4 separate regions of the Homo sapiens genome follow, and regions 2, 3 and 4 are each linked to region 1. Evidence: chromatin contacts called from ENCODE Hi-C or POLR2A ChIA-PET data. All regions are on one chromosome and are shown on one strand. Each heading gives the region's core, a stretch centred on a gene start or an enhancer-like site at or near the end of the contact. The rest is flanking DNA. Distances are from core to core; before and after follow the strand shown. Region 1 has its middle 24 kb from the start of ADGRB2. Region 2 overlaps LOC105379772 (a long non-coding RNA gene). Region 3 holds the start of KPNA6 (karyopherin subunit alpha 6). Region 4 holds the start of SERINC2 (serine incorporator 2).

What was found. A loop is a pair of places that touch in the nucleus more often than their neighbours do. ChIA-PET counts read pairs that join two places held with the same protein, here RNA polymerase II (POLR2A). Pooled maps may share reads with other maps.
Region 2: a loop to region 1 is called in a map of CD14-positive monocyte, with 5 times the contacts of the local background. The contact joins two enhancer-like sites. A Hi-C loop is called at or near these places in 1 of 168 maps with a recorded cell type or tissue (CD14-positive monocyte), 1 of 37 single-sample maps with no recorded cell type and 4 of 50 pooled maps.
Region 3: a loop to region 1 is called in a pooled map, with 4 times the contacts of the local background. The contact joins the promoter of KPNA6 here to the enhancer-like site in region 1. A Hi-C loop is called at or near these places in 6 of 50 pooled maps. POLR2A ChIA-PET finds 5 or more read pairs at or near these places in 2 of 52 experiments (Caco-2 and PC-9).
Region 4: a loop to region 1 is called in a pooled map, with 2.3 times the contacts of the local background. The contact joins the promoter of SERINC2 here to the enhancer-like site in region 1. A Hi-C loop is called at or near these places in 1 of 168 maps with a recorded cell type or tissue (OCI-LY7), 21 of 37 single-sample maps with no recorded cell type and 11 of 50 pooled maps.

What each region holds. Positions count from the first base shown.
Region 1 is chr1:31,786,826-31,789,525 of GRCh38, forward strand. No RefSeq gene overlaps it. Among named protein-coding and RNA genes, the nearest start is that of ADGRB2, 24 kb to the left of the region's middle. RefSeq lists an enhancer at 1,337-2,112 and silencers at 1,898-1,947, 2,278-2,567. Within about 2 kb of position 1,411, at least 40 of the 41 ENCODE cell types and tissues checked have a DNase peak (open chromatin) inside an H3K27ac peak, as active enhancers do; they include CD14-positive monocyte, OCI-LY7 and PC-9, where a contact is called at or near this core.
Region 2 is chr1:31,482,031-31,484,730 of GRCh38, forward strand. LOC105379772 (a long non-coding RNA gene) reads left to right here. Exons shown (of 3, transcript XR_001737618.2): 3 at 50-126. Among named protein-coding and RNA genes, the nearest start is that of LINC01226, 35 kb to the right of the region's middle. RefSeq lists an enhancer at 1,145-1,454 and a silencer at 2,119-2,297. Within about 2 kb of position 1,386, at least 13 of the 41 ENCODE cell types and tissues checked have a DNase peak (open chromatin) inside an H3K27ac peak, as active enhancers do; they include CD14-positive monocyte, where a contact is called at or near this core.
Region 3 is chr1:32,106,788-32,109,487 of GRCh38, forward strand. It overlaps KPNA6 (karyopherin subunit alpha 6), which reads left to right and starts at 1,269. Exons shown (of 14, transcript NM_012316.5): 1 at 1,269-1,347. The coding sequence starts at 1,344. RefSeq lists enhancers at 963-1,481, 1,095-1,524, 1,482-1,999.
Region 4 is chr1:31,411,875-31,414,574 of GRCh38, forward strand. SERINC2 (serine incorporator 2) reads left to right here and starts at 1,339. Exons shown (of 10, transcript NM_178865.5): 1 at 1,339-1,430. The coding sequence starts at 1,392. RefSeq lists an enhancer at 1,087-1,587 and silencers at 1,154-1,223, 1,304-1,363.

The DNA.
Region 1 (2,700 bases), core at 161-2,660:
GGACACTGCCAGGCTCACAGCCTGTCCCTGGAACCCTCACCTGTGGAGCACAGTTGGCTGGCCCACCGCCATCCACCAGCAGACAGCAGTCTTGCATACAGCAGTCAGAGTGACAACTGCAGAGTATGGTCTCCATGCAGTCCTACCTCCTCCAGGAAGCCACTCAACCCCTTGGAACCCAGTTCTTACATCCCTGTCCATCACCAACAATCTTCCTCCACACAGGATAGGAGCCAACCCCAGTTTTTAAATGAACAAGAGCCTCCAGGAATTCTGCTGCTCCTATCCAGCACACTTAAGGGGTCCCTCTCGGCTTCTGCTTGCACAGTGCAAAGAACAGGGAACTCCCTCCATGGCACTGTTACATAGCTGCAGCAACGAGAAGGTTCTCCATACTGAGCTGACTTATTACCCCCCACACAAGTTGAAACAGAGGAGTCCTTACTGCCTACAACAGGGAAACTGAGGCTCAGAAAGGGCAAGGGGGTGGCCCCAGGGTTCCCCAGTCCTCTCTGGTAAAGGAACAGACATGTGGCTCTCCAAGCAGTTTCTGCTCTCAGTCTCCCTTCCATCCCAGTCCTGCTCCATCCCAAACACCTCAGTCCTGGAAGGTACTTCCTTAGCCACCACCTGCTCTGCCCTGGTCTTCGGGCCTCCCAAGCTCAGCTGTCACTGCTACAGCCGTCTCAGGCTCCAGGCCTTTGGGACAAGAAAGCAAGTTTTCTGGAAACCAGTGGGCTCCCTGAGAGAGACAAGGGTATAAGGGGGAGGCGGTAGGAGGGTCCACACTCACCAACCTGACCTCCAGCTTCCAAGAAGGACAAATAGAGAAAACAATAGTCCTCATCCTGTGCATCAAATCCAGTCTGCCCTGACATCTGGAAGTTCTTCTGGTGTCTAGTTGTCATGTCTTAAGCGGCAACTGAAGTTGATTTGCTTTGGTTGGGTTCTGAGAAGAGTTGGGCTCCAGGGAGGGAGGAAGGGAGCACCACTGAGTGCCTACTGTAGGCCAGAAAGCAGCAATTAGTGTGTGTAAAAGTGGCAACCAGTTAAACCCTCCCATCACCTGGTAAGTTAGAGATTAGTATCCCTGTTTACAGAGAAGAAAACTGAGCCACAGAGAGGGTAACTAAACTTGTCAAGGCCACACAGCCAGAAAAGGAATTGGAGTGCCAACAAGGCCTGGCATTGCTTGGGAAGCTGGGTGTCTTCAGTCAGGGATATCTGGATGGATTCATGCTAAGGGTTCAATAAGGGGACGTGGGGAAAGGGAACTGATGGTCACTGTCACAGCTCACTCATCCACCCCACATCTGAGAACATGGACAGGCTAAACACTCACGCATGCGCAGCCCACATGCCTATCAGACGGGATGAGGAAGAAGCAAAGAGAACCGTCCAGGGATAGTTGCCCAAACAAGTTCCGGCCCCGCCTCTATGTTAATGACATGCAGATATATGTAAATTTGTACAAGCAACCGCTCAAACCTTTGGGAGCAATGGGGTGACACAGGAGCAGTTGCTATGGAAATCCAAAAGCGATACCCGCTCTGCACCCCCACCCCCCTCACAGGCAGGCGCACAGACACGTGCACAAAGACGCAGGGTTCTTCACTCCGGAGCCAAGAGGATCACGGAGTGGCAGAGTGTGAACCGGAAGGACCCTCAGAAACTGCGTCCAGCCGGGGGAAGCTCAGGCCCGAAGAAAGTCACCGGGAGAGCAGTGTCGCGATCCCTGGTAGCCTGGGGCGCCTTCCACTAAAACCCAGGGCGCGAGGTGTCCCTTCCGGGTCCCGGGCGATTCCGGCTCCGGCCTAGCAACAACAAGCCCCGCCCAGCGTTGCATAGCAACGTCCCTGGAGCCTAGCAACCGTCAGTCACGCCCCCTAGCAACGTCATGCCTAATCCTCGCTCCAGGCTTCTGCCGAGAGAGAGAGGGGCAAGGGGCTCGTGGACTGGGGCCAAAAGGTGGCGGGGGTGGGGGAGGGTGTCATGTTTAGCAGGCTGCAGGATTTCGGGGCCCACCTACAGCCCTTCCACGGGCGAGCTGTTACAGAGCCGCGTTATCACCCCCATTTACAGAAGGGAAAACTGAAGCTCCCAAAGGAAATCCCTGCCCAGGGTACAGAGCTCGCTCTTGCCTGCGTGTTCCAGGAGAGCGGCTCTGGCGGCTCTCCGGAGGAAGCCCTGGACCTGGAGGGGAGGGAGTGCACACCCGTTTCCCTCCATACCAACTGCATTAGGAAAACCACCCAAACTGTGGGCTCAGAACCAAGCTGTAGGTTTGCATAGTAATTTGCGTCATTTGCATAGAGCGCGGAGGCTGCGGCGCTCCCAGGCCATTTCGAGCCGGAAAAGTTCCCGAAGGAGCCCCGCTCCCTCTCCCGGTTCAACTGTCCAGCCCCCTCTCCCTACCCCTCACCCGCACCCCACCCGCATCCTACCCCGCCCCCGCTTCCAACTCCTTGCGCTAAGTTCCCGCACCTCGCCCCACCCCCCGCTTTGACTCCGGTCCTGCCAGCCCCGACCTCCATCCCAAGGCCGAGGGCCCCCTCTGCTGTCGTCCGCGGGTAGGGCAGCCGCAGAGCTCATGGGGCAGAGAAGAAGGGCTCCCCCAACCGACCATCGCCCCACCCCTTCCAGTCCAGCAGGGGCCAGGGTGAGGCCTGTACATGGGTGGACTTTGCGAAGGGGTGAGCA
Region 2 (2,700 bases), core at 136-2,635, 300 kb before region 1:
TGACAATACCAACCCTTCTCTCTTTCTCCCTCTTCCTCCTCCTCCTCAGCCAACTCAGCATGAACACAATGAGGATGAAGGCATTTATGATGACCCCACTTCCTCTTAATAAACAGTAAATATATATTATCTTCCTTGTGATTTTCTTAATAACATTTTCTTTTCTCTAGCTTATGTTATTGTAAGAATTCACTATATAATACATATAATGCACAAAAAAATGGGTAGATAACCTGAGGTTTATTCAAACAGTGGACTACTTTATAGTATTTGAAATAATTTAAGTAGAGTTACATGAACCAATAAGGATAAACTTAAAACACACTAAATACTGAAAAAAGAAGCAGGTTGCAAAATGATATGGTATGATACTATTTATTTTAAATTTTTAAGAACACACAAAATAATACTTTATATTGTCTATGGATACATACATAGGTGGTAGAAATACAAATGCATGCATGGCAATGATACTTATCAATTAAAAATTTTTCCTGTGGGGAATAAGGGAGAAAGGAAGGACTCCTGCCCATAGGACCACTAATGCTACTCTAACCCTAATCAGGACTGGGTACTGAGTGTGGGGAGATTCCCTCACCCCAGTTGGGAGTAGCCACAGGGTGTTAATCAGATTCCAAGGCAACCCTTGCTCTCTATCCATCGCACATGAATTTGAGCTTGTGATCTTGGGCACAACCCACAATCTCTGGACCTCGGTCAACCCATTTGTGAAACGAACTAAAGATATTTGCCCTGGAGAGTGGCAAACTCAGTGTCAACCTTCACACTGTCAGAAGCAAATGGGGAAGATAATCTAGACTGCCTTGTACTGTGTGGCTTTGTAGCAGCACAAGCTGCAGACAAAGCCTCTCAGACACCGAGTTGTAGAAGGAAGGGCTTTATTCAGCTGGGAGCATCGGCAAGCTACTGCCTTAAAATCTGAGCTCCCCGAATGCACAATTTCTGTCCCTTTTAAGGGCTCACAACACTAAAGATTTCACATGAAAGGGTCGTGATTGATTTGAGCAAGCAGGCAGTACATGACAGGGGCCACATGCACTGGTGGTCAGAGAGAAACAGAACAGGGCAGGGAGTTTCACAATGTTCTTCTATATGATGTCTAGAATCTATGAATAACATCGGTTTCTAAGTTATGAGTTGATTTTTAACTACTGGGTTTAGGCCAGGCAGGCCCAGGCCTGGTTTTTGGCCTGGCGCCGGGCTGCCTGTCTTTGGTTTTACTTCCTTGTCGTTTTTTCTTAAAACGGGTACTGAGTATAAAACAATATCAGAGGGTCTCTCTCTTCCCTCAGCTTCACTGTCAAGTAAGAATTTCTCTCCCCAGGGGAAGCAGATGGAATTAAAACATGGTGATTATTCTTAAACACCTCACGCAACGGCTGCTACACACCATCTGTGAAGTCAGTTGCAGATCTATGATGAGGAAGTAGAATCATGTGGTCCCCAGGCCCTTTGCTGAAATGTCTTTCTGCTGGGTAATTAATTACGTGGTGTTGAAATGCTCTGCGTCAACTCCCTTTGGTTTAGTCATCATGCTTGCTTAATGTTCTGTTAATGTCCATGCTGCTTTCTAGGAACTTGCACATCAGCATCGCTGTCCAGGTTAAAGGAATTTGCAATGTCCCCGTAGGCCCTGAATTTCTACCCTGAATGAAACAATGAAAAGGGGGTGACCATACTCTCATCTTCCCCAGCTTCCTGGTTGCTGCAGTGTAGGGGGTTGGCTGTGGGTGGTGGGTAATGAATCCCTGTTGGCTCCTATTGCCAAACAGACTGATTACACATCAGCTCTGATAACTGACGGATCCCACCCTCAGACAAAAGCAAGAAAATGTGGGTAGCAGTTTGCATTGTAATTAGTAGGGAATAAAAGGCTCTAAGTGCCTCATGATTTCTGGTTCATTGGAATTGAAAACAAAGTAAGGTCTGGTACTGAGGGAGAGTCAGTCCCTATTTGGTTGACCCCAAAACATTTGCAATTAGATTTGCTGGATCTGGGATCCCAAGAGATTTTGAACCATGGGGTGGGAAGCCACCAAATTCAAATTCTTGATGGCATGATGGGCTTGATCCATGGGGAATGGGGCTCCCCCAACCCCTTTCTGCTGCCACCAACAGCTGAGGCTGGTGTTGGGGAAGAAGAACCCAACAGTCCAGCAGGCAGAGGCAGCAAGTCACTGGTAGGCTGTCCTCAGTAAGATCTTGTCTCTGCTCAGCAGCCCCAAGTGGATGAGTATTTTGTTTTTTATTGTGGCAAAATATACATAACATAAAATTTACCATTTTAACCCTTTTTGAGTATATTACTAGGTGGTATTAAGCACATTCATGTTGTTATGCACCCATCACCACCACCCATCAACAGATTTTTTTTTTTTTTTGGGAAGGAGTCTCACTCTGTCGCCCAGGCTGGAGTGCAGTGGCAGGATCTCGGCTCACTGCAAGCTCTGCCTCCTGGGTTCAAGCGATTCTCCTGCCTCAGCTTCCCGAGTAGCTGGGACTACAGGCGCCTGCCACCATGCCTGGCTAATTTTTTTGTATTTTTAGTAAAGACAGGGTTTCACCGTGTTAGCCAGGATGGTCTCTATCTCCTGACCTCGTGATCAGCCCACCTCAGCCTGCCAAAGTGCTGGGATTACAGGTGTGAGCCACCACACCTGGTCTGAATTTTTTTGGGGG
Region 3 (2,700 bases), core at 19-2,518, 320 kb after region 1:
CATTACCATGCCTGGCTAATTTTTTTCTTTTAATTTATTTTTTGTGGAGATGGGGTCTCACTGTGTTGCCCAGTCTGGTCTTGAGCTCCTGGCCTCAAGTGATTCTCTGGCCTCAGCTTCCCAAAGTGTTAGGATTATAGACAAGCGTGAACCACCACACCCAGCCCTATTTTTCTATTTCTCATCTCCCAATAAGATTGCAACCTCAACTAGGGCTACCTACGTAGGCCTAATCAGAAAACCTGAGTTTAGTCTTACTTCTTTGTTTCCTTCTCTCCATAGCCTCATTGAGCAAGGCACTTCCCCTCTCTAGATGATTCGTTGTTCATATTCAGCCCAAGGTCTATGATTGCTGTTTTTGTTTTTAGAGACGGAGTTTTGCTCTTGTCTCCCAGGCTGGAATGCAGTGGCACAATCTCGGCTCACTGCAACCTCTGCCTCCCGGGTTAAAGCAATTCTCCTGCCTCAGCCTCCCAAGTAGATTACAGGCATGCGCCACCACACCCAGCTAATTTTTGTATTTTTAGTAGAGACCATGGGCAGGCTGGTCTCGAACTCCTGATCTCAGGTGATCCGCCCGCCTCGGCCTACCCAAAGTGCTGGGATTACAGGCGTGAGCCACAGCGCCCAGCCGATTGGTTTCAACTATTAGAAGAAGGGATAAACTGGCCCGGAGCGGTGGCTCAAGCCTGTAATCCCAGCACTTTGGGGGCGGGCGGATCACCTGAGGTAAGGAGTTCAAGACCAGCCTAGCCAACATGGTTGAAACACCGTCTCTAGTAAAAATACAAAAATTAGCCAGGCGTGGTGGCAGGCGCCTGTAATCCCAGCTACTCGGGGGGCCGAGGCAGGAGAATCGCTTGAACTCGGGAGGCAGAGTGTGCAGTGAGCCGAGATCGCGCCATCGCACTCCAGCCTGGGGGGACAAGAGCGAGACTGCGTCTCAAAAAAAAAAAAAAAAAAAAAAAAAAAAAAAGGAGGGATAAGCTTCTGGGAGAAAAAGTTCCGGGTAAAGAAATCTCACTATAAAAAAGAAATAGTAGCAGAAACAGCTGGGAACTCCTAGACACACTTAACTTTCTTAGGTATCCCTTCCAGTCTCCTCCCAACCACTCCTTTCCTATTTCATTTCCACTCCCCACCTTTAGTAGCTGCGGTCTCTTTAAGTGCGCACTTTCGGTGTAATGATAGGCGATTGGGCCAATAAAGCGTTTCGTCCTGGAGTTAACTGGTTTGTCCCTTTCGGGCTGCCGTCCTACAGATCCGCCATATTGTCTACTGAAAGCTGCCGCTGAAGCTGCCGCCGTTGCCTCCGCCGCCAAGAGTGAGCGAGCGGACCCGCGATGGGTGAGTGAGGAAACCACGCAGTAGGGTTCTTGGGCTCAGGGAGTGTCGGGGCCTGGGATTTGGCGAGAGCCTGTCTCCGGTCTGCGGAAGATGTCTGCATCCCCTCTAGCTAGGTCTGAGGGGAAAAGTCAGGCCGGGAGTGCCCCTCTTGCCAGTTTTGGGCCGAGCTAGGGCCCGTGCTGGAAGCAGTCCTTTGGTGCTGGTTTCGGGGACACCTTGGCACGCCTGGAGCCCCCCACATGGTGGCCTCGGGCAGGAGCCCACGTGTTCCTGGGAGGTAGAAAGGGGCCTACTCTCTGTCCTGCGCCCAGACTGGGGCTGGGGGACGGGCTCCCGGCGGCAGGCCTGGGCGGCGCTAAGGTAGCTTTCTCCTGGGTTGTGTTTGGCCAACGCGTGTCTTGACTAGATTCAGTGGCTCCCCTGAACTCAGGGAAGTCCTACCTACGTAGCGAGGTGGAGTCCTCTAGTGAGGGGACGTCAGGCGAGCCAGCACTAGGCCGGTAAGCATGGGCAGCCAGGCCGAGGGCAGCTTGCGCCGCTGAAGGCCGGGAGAACGGAATCAAGGCGGAAATAGTGTGGTTCGGTTGGGCTCAGAGTGGCATCGCTTGTGATGGTAGAACACCAAAGGCCAAGTCCTCTTGGCCATCTTTAGGTTGAGGACTTTAGGTTTCTGGGCTGGCCCTGGTAAGGAGAAAAGGAGCGACCTGTTGATCTTTCTGAGGGGACTCCGGCTGGCAAGGCCTCTGTTCAGAGAGAATACCATGGCGAAGTCTTTGGATTTAGAGACAGAACCAACAGTGGTAATTCCTCTAAAGCAGTAAAAATTGTGAAATTTGCTAAGCTCTTTCTACGTACGGGCATTGTTCTGATTGCTTTACATGTCTTGTTTTACTTAATTTGTACAACCTAAGGAAATAGATGCTACCATTGCCATTTTACAGATGTGGAAGCTGAGCTTTAGAGAGGTAAAGTAACTTACCCAAGGTCATGCAGTGGCTAAGCCAGGGTGAACACTCCCAAGCCTAGTTTGTAACTGCTGTTTGTTGTTGTTGTTGATAGAGTCTTGCTCTGTCGCCCAGGCTGGAGTGCAGTGACGCGATCTCGGCTCACTGCAACCTCCTGCCTCCCGGGTTCAAGCGATTCTCCTGCCTCAGCCTCCCGAGTAGCTGGGATTACAGGCACCCACCACCACGCCCGGCTGATTTTTGTGTGTTTTTGGTAGAGACAGGGTTTCGTCATGTTGGCCAGGCTGGTCTCGAACCCCTGACCTCAAGTGATTCGCCTGCCTCGGCCTCCCAAAGTGCTGGGATTACAGGTGTGAGCCACTGCGTCCAGCCTGTTTTTTTGTTTTGT
Region 4 (2,700 bases), core at 89-2,588, 380 kb before region 1:
CTGGTGGTCACAGCTACTTGGGAGGCTGAGGTGGGAGGATCACTTGGGTCCAGGAGGTTGAAGCTGCAGTGAGCCATGATTGGGCCACTGTGTTCCAGCCTGGGTGACAGAGTGAGACCCTGTCTCAAAAAAAAAAAAAAAAAAAAAAAAAAAGAGGAGGGCATTGTGTGGGCAAAAGTGCGGAGGAGGAAAAGTATAGGGTGTGTTTGTGGAACAGTCCTGGTGCAATTAATGGCTAAGCCTGGCGCCCAGTGAATCAGCCAAGGATGCAGTCAACCAGCTCTTTGGCCCTGGGGCCAGCTTCGAGGCACAGAGACTTCTTTCCCTAACATTATCTTGTCCAGAGGTGGCTGAGGACAGGGCTAAGGGTGAAGGGAGACTAATTACAGAGCCCTACTTCTGGGTCTCTCACACCTACCCCTGGAAAGCCATCTGTCAGGAATGTGGCCGCCCCTCCCCACCTTCTGACCTCCTTAGCTAGGGACCAGTTTGGGCATCCCTAGGGAGTGATAAGCCACCAAGCAGGGGTGGCTGTAGGGAGTGTGTAGCTCCCAGCAGGCTGTTGGGAGTCAGTGGAGTTTGAAGAACAGATGGAGAGAAGGGAGGATGGGTTTAGAGTGAGAGGCTGGGGTCTTAGAAGAAGCAGTAGGTGGGCATGGTGGCATGCACCTGTAGTCCCAGCTACTCAGGAGCCTGAAGCAGGAGGATCACTTGAGCCCAGGAGGTCGAGGCTGCAGTGAGCTATGTTTGCACCACTGCACTCCAGCCTGGGTGACAGAGCAAGACCCTGTCTCTTAAAAAGGAAGAAGAAAACAGTGACGATGGGGGCTTACATTTGTCAAGCACCTACCATGTGTTGTAACCACCCTGTGAGGTATGTATCCTCACTTTACAGACCGGGAAACTGAGGCTCATAGAGGTGCAGTGACTTGCCGAAGTTTCTTTATCCAGTCATTCAGCATTCAACCTCAGCATCTACGTATTGAGCAGAGGCCCTGCGCCAAGCACTGAGGAGTCAGCGGTGACCACCTCTTGGCTTCTGTTCCCAAGGGTGACAGTGTCCTGGGGTCACACGGGCTCAAACCGAGGTCGATTTCCGAACGCTCACTTTGGAGCAGGATGCGAGCCCGGGCCACGATTGGGTCAGGTTGCGCCGCTCGCGTGGCCGCGGGAATCCCCGACCGGCCCCTTCCCTAGGGTCCCTCCTGGCGCACCTGCCCCAGGTGAGTCTGGGGAGGCCCCGAGCGCCGCCGGAAAGCGTCGAGCGGCTTCGGTAGGTGGGGCGGGGCCGGGGCGGGGCCGGGGCCGGGGAGGGGCCAGGCCCGGCACCCGGATCCCGAGGTCCGCGCCCCGCGCCCGGCGCCGGGCGCCCGAAGCCGGGAGCCGCCGCCATGGGGGCCTGCCTGGGAGCCTGCTCCCTGCTCAGCTGCGTGAGTCCCGACCCCGGCGCCCGCCCGCGCGCGCCGCCCGTTCCTGCTGCGGGCCCTCACTTTCTTCTGTTCTGCTCCGAGTAGTTTCTTCTTTTTCCTTCCTGCAAACTTGTCTTTCTGGGCCGGTGCCCCGCCTGCTCGCCCTCCTGGACCTTCACTCGGCACCCGGATCCCGCTGCCCCCGTCCCCCTGCTCAGTCCTGGCCGGCAGGCGCCGGGCAGCTGCGGTCCCGGCTCGGGTTTCCGCGGGCAGGAGGGGAGTGCCCTCGGCGGGCGCCCTCCTGGGACCTGGAGAGACTAAGCCTGGAGCCCGGGGTCGGGGCAGCTCTGTGGGCCCTCGTCGCCCCACTTGGGGCGGTCCTCGGGGTGGCCTCTGTCCCCGTCCCGGACGCCCTGGTTCTCTGTGTAGGTCGCCCGGGCCCCGTCCCTCCTGGCGAGTGCCCTGCCCTACCCCTCTGGCCGCCTGCCAGTCCGCCTGTTCCTGTCGCTCGGGCTCCGCCTGTCCGTTCGTATTTGTCTGGTTCCTGTCTGTGTCCGTCGTTCGTCCGACTGTCTTTGTCCGTCTGCTGTCTTCTGTCCGTCTGCCCGTCCGCCCGTCCGTCCCTCAGTCTCTCTGCGGTCCCTTTACCGTCCTCAGTCTGGCTCGCGCTGCCTCTCAGGCACTTCCCCAGCTCGCCCCGGATCATCTGGGCCCCAGCGCGGAGACTGGGATGGGAGCGGAGGGAGCCCCGGACTTTCTTAGCTGCCCTCGAGTGAGGCGGGTGCGGGTCGTCACGGACCACCGGGCGGAACTCTGGGTTGGGAGAGCAGGAATCGAGGGAGGTTCGGGTGTGCGCGGGGAGTGCCCGGTCGCGGGTTCGGGACCTGTGGGGAGGCCAACCTCTGTTCTGTAGCTGCAGCCGCAGAGGGGAGGGGCTCCAGCAAGACCCCGGCTGGGAGGCCCGTTCTCCCTTCCCTTTCCCCAGCCCCCCTCTCCTTTCCTCTTCCCCTCATTAAATCTGAGGTTCATTCAGGCAGCCCCCTCCCCCTCTGGCCCCACACAAAGAGGCCCTGAGAGGGAGAAGGGGCTGCAGCGGCTGCTGAATCTCGGGACTCGCTTTCCTTTGTCCCTGACGGGTTGTGTGTGTGTGTGTGTGTGTGTGTGTGTGTGTGAGAGAGAGAGAGAGAGAGAGGAGGGGGTGTAGGGGAGAGCTGAGGGTCTAGAGATTTACTTTACAGCCTTTTTCTGAGAATGAGATCAGCATAGACAGCACAGAGAGGCAAGAGAGCCT